2 separate regions of the Homo sapiens genome follow, and region 2 is linked to region 1. Evidence: chromatin contacts called from ENCODE Hi-C data. All regions are on one chromosome and are shown on one strand. The core of a region is the stretch at or near the end of the contact, and the rest is flanking DNA. Distances in the headings are between cores, read along the strand shown.

The links. A loop is a pair of places that touch in the nucleus more often than their neighbours do. Pooled maps may share reads with other maps.
Region 2: a loop to region 1 is called in a map with no recorded cell type, with 10 times the contacts of the local background. The contact joins the promoter of HSD17B11 here to the promoter of PKD2 in region 1. A Hi-C loop is called at or near these places in 2 of 37 single-sample maps with no recorded cell type and 12 of 50 pooled maps.

What each region holds. Positions count from the first base shown.
Region 1 is chr4:88,003,548-88,010,263 of GRCh38, reverse strand. PKD2 (polycystin 2, transient receptor potential cation channel) reads right to left here and starts at 2,629. Exons shown (of 15, transcript NM_000297.4): 1 at 1,936-2,629. The coding sequence starts at 2,530. RefSeq lists silencers at 1,747-1,886, 1,937-2,866.
Region 2 is chr4:87,386,799-87,393,468 of GRCh38, reverse strand. It overlaps HSD17B11 (hydroxysteroid 17-beta dehydrogenase 11), which reads left to right and starts at 2,281. Exons shown (of 7, transcript NM_016245.5): 1 at 2,281-2,608. The coding sequence starts at 2,399. It also overlaps the pseudogene RN7SL681P. RefSeq lists enhancers at 1,414-1,986, 2,000-2,069.

The DNA.
Region 1 (6,716 bases), core at 1,380-3,879:
TTTCAGCTAGGAGCAGCAGCTTGCACCTGTAATCCCAACTACTTGGGAAGCTGAGGTGGGAGGGCAGCTTGAGCCCAGGAGTTTGAGGCCGCAGTGAGCTACGTTTGCTTCCCCGCACTCCAGCCTCAGTGACAGAGTGAAACCCCGACTCTTAAAAAAAAAAAAAAAATTCCCGATTCCTGAGTCTGCTCTCCTACAAATCAGACCATTGACACACTTTGGCTAGAGGTTTTATGACTATGAGCTTATTCATTTTGTTTCCTGAAATTTTCCTTTAAAAGAAATAAATTTACATACATACTCATATGAAATATATATTTTATTTCTCTATATTCTGTTATTGAGTTTATTCAAACAAGGTTAGGGGTGTTATCAAATGCTTAAACTGAGTTAAAAGGATCATGCAACTTACCATTATTTATTAACTTAAAAGGAACTTCTCTCTCACTTCAGTGAATATTTTTTAAATGCACATTTTAAATGGTGTAAAATAACATAATTAATCCAGTTTTGAATCTTAAAAAGTGTTAGTGTTTTATTAATTTACTCACACAGGTTATCCGAAAAGGATCTTCTGTTCCCCATCATGCTTTTAATAAAATTAACTAGTATAAGAATCTCCATAAACGAAGTACCAAAATGTTTACATTTATATTTCTGAAGCGCTAATAACATGACAAATACATGCTGCACATTTTATGTCTTAACTCACTTAATTCTCCCAAAGAGTCAAGTCCTAAGCGTTATGATCATCTCTTTAAAAAAAAAAAAAATCCAAAAATTGGGTATCAGAGAGGATAAGTAACTTGCTCAAGGTCGTACAGCTAATGAGTGGTGGAACTGGGATTTCAGTGTAGGCCTGACCTGGTTTTAATCACACTGCTGTAACAACACCTGGATTGTTTTTGTGCAAGACTTTCAAAACTGACAGAAGGAGAAGAACAAGAAAAACTCAACTGAGAATGGAAACTCTTAAAAATATAGATTAAAATAATTTGGAGGGTAAAAGCAAATGAAATACTTTCCCAAGGATACCTCTGACAAAATTTGTAAAAAGAGAATTTCCTCTGGTACTAGAAAATTCATGTCCTCTTACTGGGCACTGGCAAATTTGAAAATTCCTCTTCTGCCTTTTGTAGAGCTGGGCGCACTGGGCTCAGACACATTTATCAGCTGCTATCTGGTGACTTCATCATTTTGGTGGAATTTCAAAGAACATTAATTTAGTTATTTAAAAACATACTTCAAATTTTTTTAAAACAATGTAATCTTTCCTTTGCAACTGTTTTTAGAAAAATGTCTAGAATTAGAAACGGCCAAATAACTTCACGATATTATTTTATTCTATTTGTGGTGTTCTTAACAGCTCCCACTCCTCAAAACAACCACACACATCACCAAAAAAATGCACCAATGACAATCTGCCACACTCCTCCCACAACTTGACATTATATGCACTGTACTGCTACCCTTTTCAGCCCGGGACAATGGAGTGTCCAGGCAAGAAGGAAACCACGGGTGACTATAACATTTTCCTTTAGATTTTGTGACATTGGCAAATATGCAGTTGCAACTACCATCAGTTACACAAGTAATGTTCATTTTTTCCTCTACAAGAAAAAAAAAAACAAAACCCAGATGTACTCTTTCACTCTAATTAGGCTTTCACTAATTTTCAGTAAAAAAGACTATGGTGACATATCCTGAAGAAGGAGGTATCCAATAAATATGCACCAACAAAAGAGCAGTGGAATTCCGCGCTGGGTACCGGAAATAGGGCAGCACTAGCGGAGGTGGGGAATGCGCTTCCAAGGGAGGCGGAACGCAGAGGGGATGCGAGATGGAGCCCGGGGAGCTGCCGCAGCGGGCGATGGCCCCGGCCGGCGCCGGCCGTTCTGGTTCGTGCATCTGCCGCTGCGGGTCGCGCGCTCTTACCTCGCAGCCCGCGAACCAGCCTCTCCGCCCAGGCCACTCGGGGCGGCTGCCCTTCCAGGGGGAGGTGGCGATGCAGCGGGTCCCCGCCGCCGACTGGGCTGGGGCACGGCGGGCCCTGGTCCTCTCGCCGGCGCCGCCTCCCGCTCGGGTGGCCCGCGCCGTGGTAGCCCCCAAGCCCCCGGCTCCGCGCGCCCACGGAGCTCACGGCCGAGGAGGCGGCCGACCTCCGGCTGCCCGGGCGCCACTCTACGTCCATCTCCACCACCATTCCGCCTTCTTCCCCTTCCACCTCCTCCTCCTCCTCCTCGGCCTCGAAGCCGGGGTTATCGCGGCTCCACGCCTGCCGGGAGCACGACGAGAGCGGAGGAGAAGGGGAGGCCGCGGCTCCGGCCGGGGGGTCCCGCGCGGCCGCCTGCCGGATGCGCTGCATCTCGATCTCCAGGCCCCGCTGCTCGCAGAGGCCGCCCGGGGCGGCGAGGCTGGCGCCCACGGCCGCGCAGCCAGCCATCAGCCGGCCCGGGTCCGGCGCGCGGGGCGCGGGCGGCCGCTTGGCGTCCCCGGGCTGCTGAGGCTGCACGCGACTGGAGTTCACCATCGCGGTCACTGGCGTCCGGCGCGCGGGTGCGCGGCGCCGCGCTCGGCGCTGTGCGCCTCAGGAGCCATGTTCCTTTCTTCCCGGCGCCCGCCGCCGCCTGCTCCCCGCCCCCGACCTCCCCGCGGTCCCGCGTCCTCTCGCCCGCCCCTTTGGCCCGCCTCCCTCTGGCCTCGCCCCGCCTCGCCCATCCGCCGCGGCGCGCTGAGCGGGGAGGTGCGAGGGAGCCGCCCCCGCGGTCTGCGCGCTCGCCCGGCGGCTCCCGAGTCCGCGTTCCAAGTGGAACCGGAGCCCGGGCGCGGGCGCCCACGTTCCATTCCCGGGAAGGCCTGGGAAGGGAGGGAATCGCTCACCCGCCAGCCCGCCTGCAGGGAAAGGGCTCCTGGAGCTGTCGATGCCTGCCCGACGCTGAGATAACTCTTGGGTCCCAGTTATCCACCAGCCACTTCTGCCTCGATTCACCAAAGGGCAGGGAAAGAACCTTTTGGTGAGATGGTGTGAATTAGCGACATCCAGCCTGAGCTGAAGTCTCCAGCGGGTCAAAGAAATCTTTCCATTTGCAAACTACCAAGGCTGACTTGCTGTGCATTTGGCGGGCCTCCTGCCCCTGATTCTGCTGGTTTGGAGATGCTTTCTCGCTCTTTGGTTGGCTTCTGTCTCCACACATTGTGGGGATCCCAGGGATTCGTCATAGGACTCTCGGATCGCTGGTGCCTCCACTGTGATCTCCGGTCTCCCTGCGGCCAGCACTGACTTCTAGCAACAGAATCCTGCATGAGGGCCTAGGCACAGAACTTTATTTCCACTCTTCTGAACACATCTAATGTGATGCTCTGCAATTGTCTGAAATTTATCCTACCCTAAGTCATTATCTTGTCCCCTTCTCTGGAACCTGCTTCACTTCCCGTATCCCAAGGTGAGGTTTGGGGCTTCGCTGTCCTCCTCACTTCCCAGGCCACTCTTCTTCATGGAAGCCTCGCGGTTTACCCTCCACCGCCTACACCTTATCTTCTTGTTACTTTTGCCCCACAGATATCACCCTGATATGATCTCTGTTTCTCACTCCTGCTGGCTTGATCTTATGTCTTGCATTATTCCGCATTAGAACAATTGATCCCTGTCAACTCCCATCTCTATTCTCCACGTCGGTGTCCTCACTATTTCCAGGTTATATTGCAGAACCAAAGCTGCTTATTTGTCACGTTGATGCTTAGACACCTCTGTGGGCTTCTGGCAGCTGAAAGGATAAAATTTAATTTCTGTGGTTTGGTTTAGTAAATTCTCATAATCTGCTCCTGTATTTGTTTGTTAGGGCTGCCATAACAAAGTACCAGAGACTGGGTGGCTTAACAGAAATTTATTTGCTCACCTTGTCTCTACAAAAAATACAAAAATTAGCCAGGCTTTGCGGTGTGTGCCTTTGGTCCCAGCTATTAGGGACGCTGAGGTGGGAGGATCGCTTGAGCCCGGGAGGCAGAGGATGTAGTGAGCCAAGATCGGGCCACTGCACTCCAAGTGACAGAGTGAGACTCTGTCTCATAAAGAAAGAAAGAGAGAGAGAGAAGAAAGAAAAAAAGAAGGAAGGAAGGAAAAAGAAAAGAAAAATTGTATTTTCTCACGAGGTGTTGGCAGAGTTGGTTTCTTCTGAGGCCTCTCTCCTTGGCTTGCAGATGGCCCCGCTTTTGTGTCCTCACGCCGTCTTCCCTCTTCCCTCTGTATGCGTCTGTGTCCTAATTGTCTATTCTTATACATCATATTGGATTAGGGCCTACCCTCATGACCTTGTTTTCACTTCATTACTTCTGTAAAGACCCTGTCTCCAAGTATGGTCATGTTCTGAGGTAATGGGGGTTAGGACTTCAACACAGAAATTTTTGGGGGGACACAATTTAGCTTTAACAGCTCTTAATGTACTCCTCTAGCATGGCATCCCATGCCATCCATCCACCTTAATGAATTATTCATTTGTTCTCTAGGCACATATAACATGCTGCTAATATTTAGGTAATTATGGCTACCTATTACCTGATCCTGCAGTTTATTAATTTAGATATTCATGTTCTTCTCTTAACTGTGAGCTTCTCAAAGGCAAGACTGGTGGGTCTGGAGCACAGCCCTAGCTCATGCTATTCATCAGTTCATTCTGAAGACATTTCCTGTGCCCTGAATTAAGGTCTGGGCATGTAGAGAGGAGTATGATACAGCCTTGGCCCTCAAGAGGAGACAGACCAAAAATGAGAGATTACCAAGTGGGTTAAGGGTTATGGTGCCTGTCATCCAAGGAACTTCTGAAGCTGAAGATGTCCTGAATAGCACCAGCAGCACTGCAGAGTCGAAGGATTCTTACAGACACATTCCAACAGAGGAGAGCCAGGCCTGGAAAGAGAATGCAGAATCTGAGCCAAAGGGTCCTCTGGAGAATAGGCCTAGTACAATGTTTTCAAATTGTGATCAGAAGATCTCCAGCATCACTTGCAGCTCTTGCTAAAAATATAGATACTGGGTCCACATTCCAACCTTATTGACTCAAAATCTTCCGGATTCCAGTCCTGAAATTCTGAATCTTCACAGGGGATTCTCAGGCATCCAAAGTTTGAGAAGCACCAATGTGTTCCAAATGGAAGAGGTTTCATAAATATTTCCCCCACATTTCTATACTTCACTGTTAGCACTAGTGAGACAATCATCTGGAATCCCAGACTTAGAAGAAAATTCAGTGGTCTTTGAGTCAGGTTACTCTATGCTTGTGCCTGCAGTCACTAATTCGTTGTAAGGACCCTGGAGCCAGACTGCCTGGATTCTGATTTACTCACTACTTCCTAGCTGTGTGACCTTGGGAAAGTCACTTTATCTCCTTGTACCACCAAAGATGAGGATAATGATAATGCCTACCTCATAGGGTTGTTGTGAGGATTAGGTGAATTAATACATGTGTTTTAGTCCATTCGGGCTGCTATAAAAAATATCATGTAGTGGGTGGCTTATAAACGATGAACCTTTATTTCTTACAGTTCTGGAAGCTGGACGGTCCAAGATCATGCTGCCAGCAGATTTGTGGTCTGGTGAGGGTCTACTTTCTGGTTCATAGACTGCACCTCCTAGCTGTGTCTTATGGTAGAAGGGGCAAAAGAGCTCCCTTGAGCTGCTTCTCTAAGGGCACTAATCCCATTTGTGAGGGCTCCAGCCCCATGATGTAATCACCTCTCAGAGGCCCCAGCTCCTTATACCATCACTTTGAAGGTTAGGATTTCAATGTATGAATTATGGGGGGGGAACACAAACACCCAGACCATAGCATGTGGAACACCGTCTGACATGTACGTGCTAATAGTGTTAGAAGTAGTCTTTGCTCTTATATCTTAATTATGATAACTGTTTTCATCTATGATAATTGCTTTTGTGGATGTCTTTGTTAGTGTTAGAAGTGGTCTTAGCTCTTATATCTTAATTATGATAACTATTTTCATCTATTATAATTGCTTTTGTGGATGTCTTTGTTCCAGCTAGGCTGTGAGTTTCTGGAGGGCTCCATGCCAATCCTAGAGGCTTCTATAACAAATACTTACTAAACACCTACTATATGCCAGGCACAATACTAGGAGAGACGGCAATTCATTAAATAGGGGAAAAGCCTAGCTCTCATAGAGGTGAGCTTATATTTTACAGGGTTTGAGGGGATTTAGAAGAGAGATTGCCCAGGCTGGCATGGGTAGGGAAGGTAGGTAGGGCCAGATCATAGGAAGCCTCAGATGTGTGTTAAGGAGTACAGACTCTCTATAGTTAATGATAACATAAATAGGCCTTTTTTTTTTCTTTCTAGAGTGTCAGTTCCTATTTAAAACAAAATCTGAAATCTTCCTGAAACTATATCCTCACCCTTAAAAGAATTCAAATTGATTGGAAATGTGTCTGCACATACATAATTCAGAGTTATATGTGTGCTTACCCAAAATTTTCTTTACAAATTATTGCAAGAAATGTAATCATTAAAAATTCGCAGCAATTTTTGTGTAATACCACTTAAATAGCATTTGGTCCATTGCACCCTAAATCTTACATTTTGGAGTTTCAATATTAATTTCAATCTTAATTTTCATAAACCCAACACCAGCCATCTAATATATTTCCTGTTCAAATACTTATTCATTCCTTCTGGCTTACTAAGGTTCCCTTTTGTGCTTTTATGTTA
Region 2 (6,670 bases), core at 1,032-3,531, 620 kb after region 1:
TAACTCGTTTGAACGTCACAAGAATCCTGTAGGGTAAGTATTATTTCAATTTTACAAATTTAGAAACATGTTTAGAGAGATGAAGTCACATACACATAAGGGATTCAGGTACGACTGCGTCCAAATGCTGTGTTCTTTCCCTTAACCAATGAAACCTTGATCAACTGTAGGTTAAAACTACCCAGTTTTTTTTAATTAATAGAATGGAATAAGAAATAGCATAGCCAGACCGTGTGCCATGGCTCACGCCTGTAATCCCAGCACTTGGGAAGACCAAGGTGGGTGGAACAGGAGATCGAGATTGAGACCATCCTAGCCAACATGGGGAAACCCTGTCTACTAAAAATACAAAAATTAGCTGGGTGTGGTGGTGCGTGCCTGTAGTCCCAGCTACTTGGGAGGCTGAGGCAGGAGAATCGCTTGAACCTGGGAGGTGGAGGTTGAGGTTGCTGTGAGCCAAGATTTCGCCACTGCACTCCAGCCTGGAGACAGAGGGAGACTCCTTTAAAAAAAAAAAAAATAGCATAGCTAGAGCCTCAATATATGAAACTCAACATAGTTGAAACACTTCTTATAGTAGATCACCATGTCAGATGTAATTTATTCCTGTAGGTGTTGGACCAAAAAATTGACAAACACTGAACATATGTGTAGCCCCAGTTACACTTTTACTCACTGTGTAGATTTTAAAGTTGATCTAACAGATTTATTCATTTACAGTATAGGTATAAATATATCCTGACTCTACTTTTCTCTATTTCCTAGGAGGCTTTTGAAAATCAAATGAAATAATATATGTGGAAGAACACTTTGTAAACTTTCTATACAAGTGTTTTGTAAATTTGGATTTGGAGGCTATCCAAAAAAAAGTTGTAGATATTCTGAATTCAAAGAATTCTATAATGGGGTTCACTTTTGTGAGGCTGCCACTATCCCTTCATCCCCTATAACAACGTATGGCTGCTTAAGTAAGAGGGACAATCGAGTTTGAACTATTTGTGAACTTTGATTTTTTTGTGTGATCTTTCTGGCTCTTAAATATGAAAGTTGACTATTGTCACACAACAAAGTCCCTTCCCAAGCACTGGAGTGTCTTGCGCAAAACCCAAATCCAATGTCTGTCAAAAATGAGTTGGAAAAAAATGCATGCAATACCATTATTAAGCTCTTACTGGACACAAGCCCTAGTTAGGTCTTTTCTTCCAGTAACCAATCTCTAGAATTTTTTCAAGTCACTAGTTAGCATATACTGAATACCCATTTATATAGGCTACAAAACCAAATGTTACATAGGTAATCTTTAGGCTAAATGATTTGCTATTTATTCACTTGAATAAAGATAAAATTCCTAAAGTACAACATATATTTTTTATTTTCAAACTCTAATAGGTCAAGTGAAAAATGATTATTCAAATATACTCTTCTTTCTTGTGGAAACAATCCCTTTAATACGATAACAATTTTTTCTGGCGCTTGATTGAAGCTGTCCTTGAACAGACAAAATTTCCCCTGTCTTCCAGAAATCGTGCTTAGTTCAAACTAAAATGTGATGTAGCGCAATTTCTCAGCTGGAAGCAGAACGATTGGTCTTTTCAGGATCCTTTAAGATAGGAATCTACATTTGCATCCTCTATCTAGTTTTTGTTTTTTAGGACAAAGTCTGGCCTTTTCGTCCAGGCTGGAGTGCAGTGGCGCGATCTTCACTCACTGTAGCCTCCACCTCCTGGACTCAAGCAATTCCCGTGCCTCAGTCTCTCGAGTAGCTGGAACTACAGGCACACGCCACTACGCCTGGCTAATTAAAAAAAAAAAAAAAGAGACCGGGGGTCTCCCTATGTTGTTCAGGCTGATCTCGAACTCCTGGGGTCAAGCGATCCTCCCGCCAGGGCTTCTCAAAGTGCCAGGATCACAGGCGAGAGCCGCCGCGCCCAGCGGCACCCCCTATCTAGTGATAAGCAACCTTCAACTATGAAAGAAGCATCTGGCCTGTGGACACTGTCGGTTATCCTTGGAACTTATCCAATTTAGGAAAACAAGTGAGCAACTAACCCTCCAAGGCCGGCTCACGACACCGGGAGAAAGTGGTGTAAAAGACAATCGCGGCCACACACCGCGTGGGGGCTGCGCAAAGCAGAACTAGGAAGCTTTGCTCCGGTCTGGACTTCGTCCCTCCCAGATCTCTGAGCTAGCAAGCACTGCAGCCCGAGCCAATTGCGAAAGACCAACAAAGCCCAGCCCAGCGGAAGGAACGGTTTCGGAGTTGTTTTTCTTTGATACGGGAGTTCCTCCTTGCTCTCGCCCCTACTCTTTCTGGTGTTAGATCGAGCTACCCTCTAAAAGCAGTTTAGAGTGGTAAAAAAAAAAAAAAACACACCAAACGCTCGCAGCCACAAAAGGGATGAAATTTCTTCTGGACATCCTCCTGCTTCTCCCGTTACTGATCGTCTGCTCCCTAGAGTCCTTCGTGAAGCTTTTTATTCCTAAGAGGAGAAAATCAGTCACCGGCGAAATCGTGCTGATTACAGGAGCTGGGCATGGAATTGGGAGACTGACTGCCTATGAATTTGCTAAACTTAAAAGCAAGCTGGTTCTCTGGGATATAAATAAGGTAACAGTGTTTACTATGTTTTACTTTCTGGTACCTTTAATTTGTGGATGTGTCTGCATTTTGCTGGCAACCACCCTTTACCTCATCTCTGCAAAGCAGGGAGGAAAAAAAAATTAGTATTGCCATTTTGCAGATGGGAGGGCATGAATTAATATGTTGTATGATCACATGATAAACAGACCTAGAGGTTATAATAGTCCCAGTTACTGCCCCATTTGTAAATTGATCCCCATTTTTGCCCTAAGGATAACTCATAATTTTTTCCTGAACCTGATTTCATTGATCCCTCTATTTTAAAAATAGGGAAAAAACAATCGTTTTAGCTATATATTAAAAGAGTAAGAAGCTTGTACCTATTAAGAGAAAGTCCTACTTACTGTTAATGAGAAAAGTGGTTTGAAAGATTATACTCGCCGTTGGCTCACGCCTGTAATCCCAGCACTTTGGGAGTCCAAGGCAGGCGGATCGCGAGGTCAGGAGATCGAGACCATCCTAACACACTGAAACCCCGTCTCTACTAAAAATACCAAAAAAAAATTAGCCGGGCGTGGTGGCGGGCGTCTGTAGTCCCAGCTATTGGGGAGGCTGAGGCAGGAGAATGGCGGGAACCCCGCGGGGCGGAGGTTGCAGTGAGCCAAGATGGCGCCACTGCACTTCAGCCTGGGCGACAGAGCTAGACTCCGTCTCAAAAAACAAACAAAAAGATTATACTCAACAGAAACCAATGCTACATTGCCATAGTTATTGCCAAGAGTAATTTTAAAAAGCATCTTTTCCGGGAGGCTGAGGTGGGGGGTTGCTTGAGCCTGGGAGGTGGAGACTGCAGTGAGCTGTAAACGCCCCACTGCACTCCAGCCTGGGTGACAGAGTGAGACCCTGTCTCAAATTTTTTTAAAAAACATTTTTTACCACGTTTGACCTGTGATACTGAAGGAGTGGCGGGAAAGCATCTTTTAGTAAAAACAATAAAAGGGAAAAAAACTTTCAGTGTAATTTTTTACCTAGGACAAGTGTAGGTGTGGCTTAGGGAGGAGAAGAGGACCTAGAATCCAACCTTTTATTTGACCTTTGGTAGATGAACAAAGGGGTTTCTAGAAGATACCTGATGGCCTGAAACATTATCCATTACACACTAGTTGACATGCAATGCTGTAAACAATAATTCAAAGGATGTGAAGTTAAATGAGGGTTAACCCAGTGAGTGGCTGATGAAGACAGCAATCAACAAATAATGACTGTCTGCTGCTTAGACATTAGGGATAGGGTGACAAACAGAAAATAAGGTTCCATGACCTCAGTCTAGTAGGGAAAATGGACATTAAGTAATTACAAGTGCAGGCTGGATGCGGTGGCTCACACTTGTAATCCCAGCACTTTTGGAGGCCGAGGCGGGCAGATGACCTGAGGTCAGGAGTTCAAGACCAGCCTGGCTAACATGGTGAAACCCCATTTCTACCAAAAATACAAAAAATTAGTTGAGCGTGGTGGCGTGTACTTGTAATCCCAGCTACTCATGAGGCTGAGGCAGGAGAACTGCTTGAACCTGGGAGGCAGAGGTTGCAGTGAGCCGAGATCATGCCATTGCATTCCAGCTTGGGCAACAAGAGCAAAACTCTGTCTTAAAAATAAATAAATTAATTAAATTAAATTAATAAATAAAAAAGTAATTACAAGAGCAATGAAAAATACAACCCAGGTCCAGCCTGGACCAGCATGGTCAAGGTCTGGCATGGTGATATAGTCAGACACATCTGAGCTTTCGTTTTCTGATTGGGTAACTTACTCAACGTTTCCACAGCTTTAGTTCCTTTTCTGCAAAATGGATAAAATAACAATACATACCTCAAAAAGCTGTCAGTATGATATGAGATAATGCATACAAAGCATTTAGCACAGTGTGGTATAAGGTAAACACACTGCAGTGTTCTTATTATTCCTTGACAAAGTGTGGTTTAAGCTAAAATTTAAATGTATGTAAGAGTTAGTTAGGTTAATGACTTCCAATGTCCAGTGCTGGTTTGTACAAAATTTTCTCTGATCTTCAGTGACATGCATTTATCCAACAAATATTTATTGAGCACCTATTATCTGTTAGGCACTGTTCTAATGCAGAACTGAGGATATAGCACTGAGGAAGACATGAGCCTCATGAGCTAGGGGCAGTATGCCACACTGTATAATAAAATGTATAATTGTTAGATGGTGTTAAGCATAAAGAAAAAAATAAAAGGTGAAAGTAGATAAAAGACTCTATATGGTGGGGAGGGTAGGAGGGGAGTGTTGACTTTACAGTGGTGGCCAGGAAGGCCCCACTGAGATGGAGATAATTGAATCAATATCAGAAGAAGCTGAGAGCACAGTGAGTCCTGCAGGGAGGGATCAGCAAATGCAAAGCCTGGCATAGACTGAGGGAAGGGAGAGAAGCACAAGAAAGGTCTAGATCTACTCTGTGCAACACAGTGGTAGGTAGTAGCCCCTAGCCTCTTGTGGCTCTTGAGCCTTTCAAAATGTGGCCAGTCTGATTTGAGATGCACTGTGAGTGGAAATACATGCTGGATTTTGCAGACTTAGTATGAAGAAAAGAATGTAGAATTTTGTGTTAATAATTTTTATATAGTATACATGTTGAAATGATAATTACTTAGATATGTTGGGTTAAATAAAATATGCCACTAGATTGTTTTTTTTTTTTTTGGTGTGACTACTAGAAAGATTAAAATTATATACATGGCTTGCGTTATATTTCTATGAGACAGTACCGGTGTAGAGATTTAAAGGGCTGGAGCTACAGATGATAAAATTTCCTGTATTTTGGCTTTTTACTCTGGGGAGTCAATGAAGGGTTTTGAGGGTAATTCCTATTGAAGAGGATCCTCCAGCTGCTGGGCTTAGGAGAGATGTAAGAGGAGAAAAGATGGAAGGAACAAGTAAAGTAAGAGACTACTGTGATAATCCAGGCATGAGATGAAATGATGGGGACTATTGAACCGGGTTGGCAGTAGCAGAGATTCGGAGTAATGGTCAGAAAAATTGAGGACAATGTAGTGAGTTTTTATTAGGTTAAATTAGTTTAATTTAAATAATCTATATTTTATTTTGAGATTATATCCTTCCTACTTTTTGTGGGTAAAAAATATATTTGTTAATGAAATTACATGATAACATATGAGGGTCATTTTGTTAGTTTTGAGTGTCCTTATTTGGCCAAAAGTTTGGCAATCCTAGTTCGGTATACACATCCCACTCTATTTTTCTTGCCGTTTTATAGATTTGAAATTATAGAAGGCTGAGAACCACTAAACCTGATTGGGAAAGGACAGGGTGGGGATTTGGAGCAGTCCAGGTAGCAGAAACTGGAGATGTGAAGCTCTTGGGCTGGTGAATACCTGGAGAATGAGGAAGAAAGTGGAGTGGTGTTTGATTGTTATGAGATCTAGCTGGCAGGGCAGGGAGGGGCCAAACGGAGGGCCCTTTCACCTAGAGTACAAAGACAATCTCTTAGATTCATCCATGTAATGAGGACAGCAGTGTCCACATGTACCATATGTTAATTTAGGGAAGAATTAATGGTGGTGTCAGCTTTGTTGTTCCACTAAGCCTGATAATGGGAATTATTCATTCTGCTTTGTGATAATCTATCACTTCTTGACTATTCTCATTCCCATGCTTGGTTAGAATAGTTTGTAGCCAGGCATGGTGGCATGCTTCAGTAGCCCCAGCTACTCAGGAGGCTGAAGCAGCAAGATTGCTTGAGGCCGGGAGTTCTGGACTGTGGTGCGCTCTGCATGTCTGCATAAGTTCAGAATCAATATGGTACCTTCTGGCGGTGGGCATGAAGGAGACCAAGTTGTCTAAGGAGGGGTGAACCAGCCAGGTTGGAAACGGAACAGGTCAGAGCTCTGGTGCTGTTCAGTAGTGGGATCATGCCTGTGAATAGCCACTGCACTCAACCTGCGCAACAGGGAGACCCTTTTTCCTAAAATACTAGTTTGGAAAGAAAAATTTACAGTAAGTGGTGAGCATATAATATATGCTCAAAGACTATTTGTTGAATGAAAAACT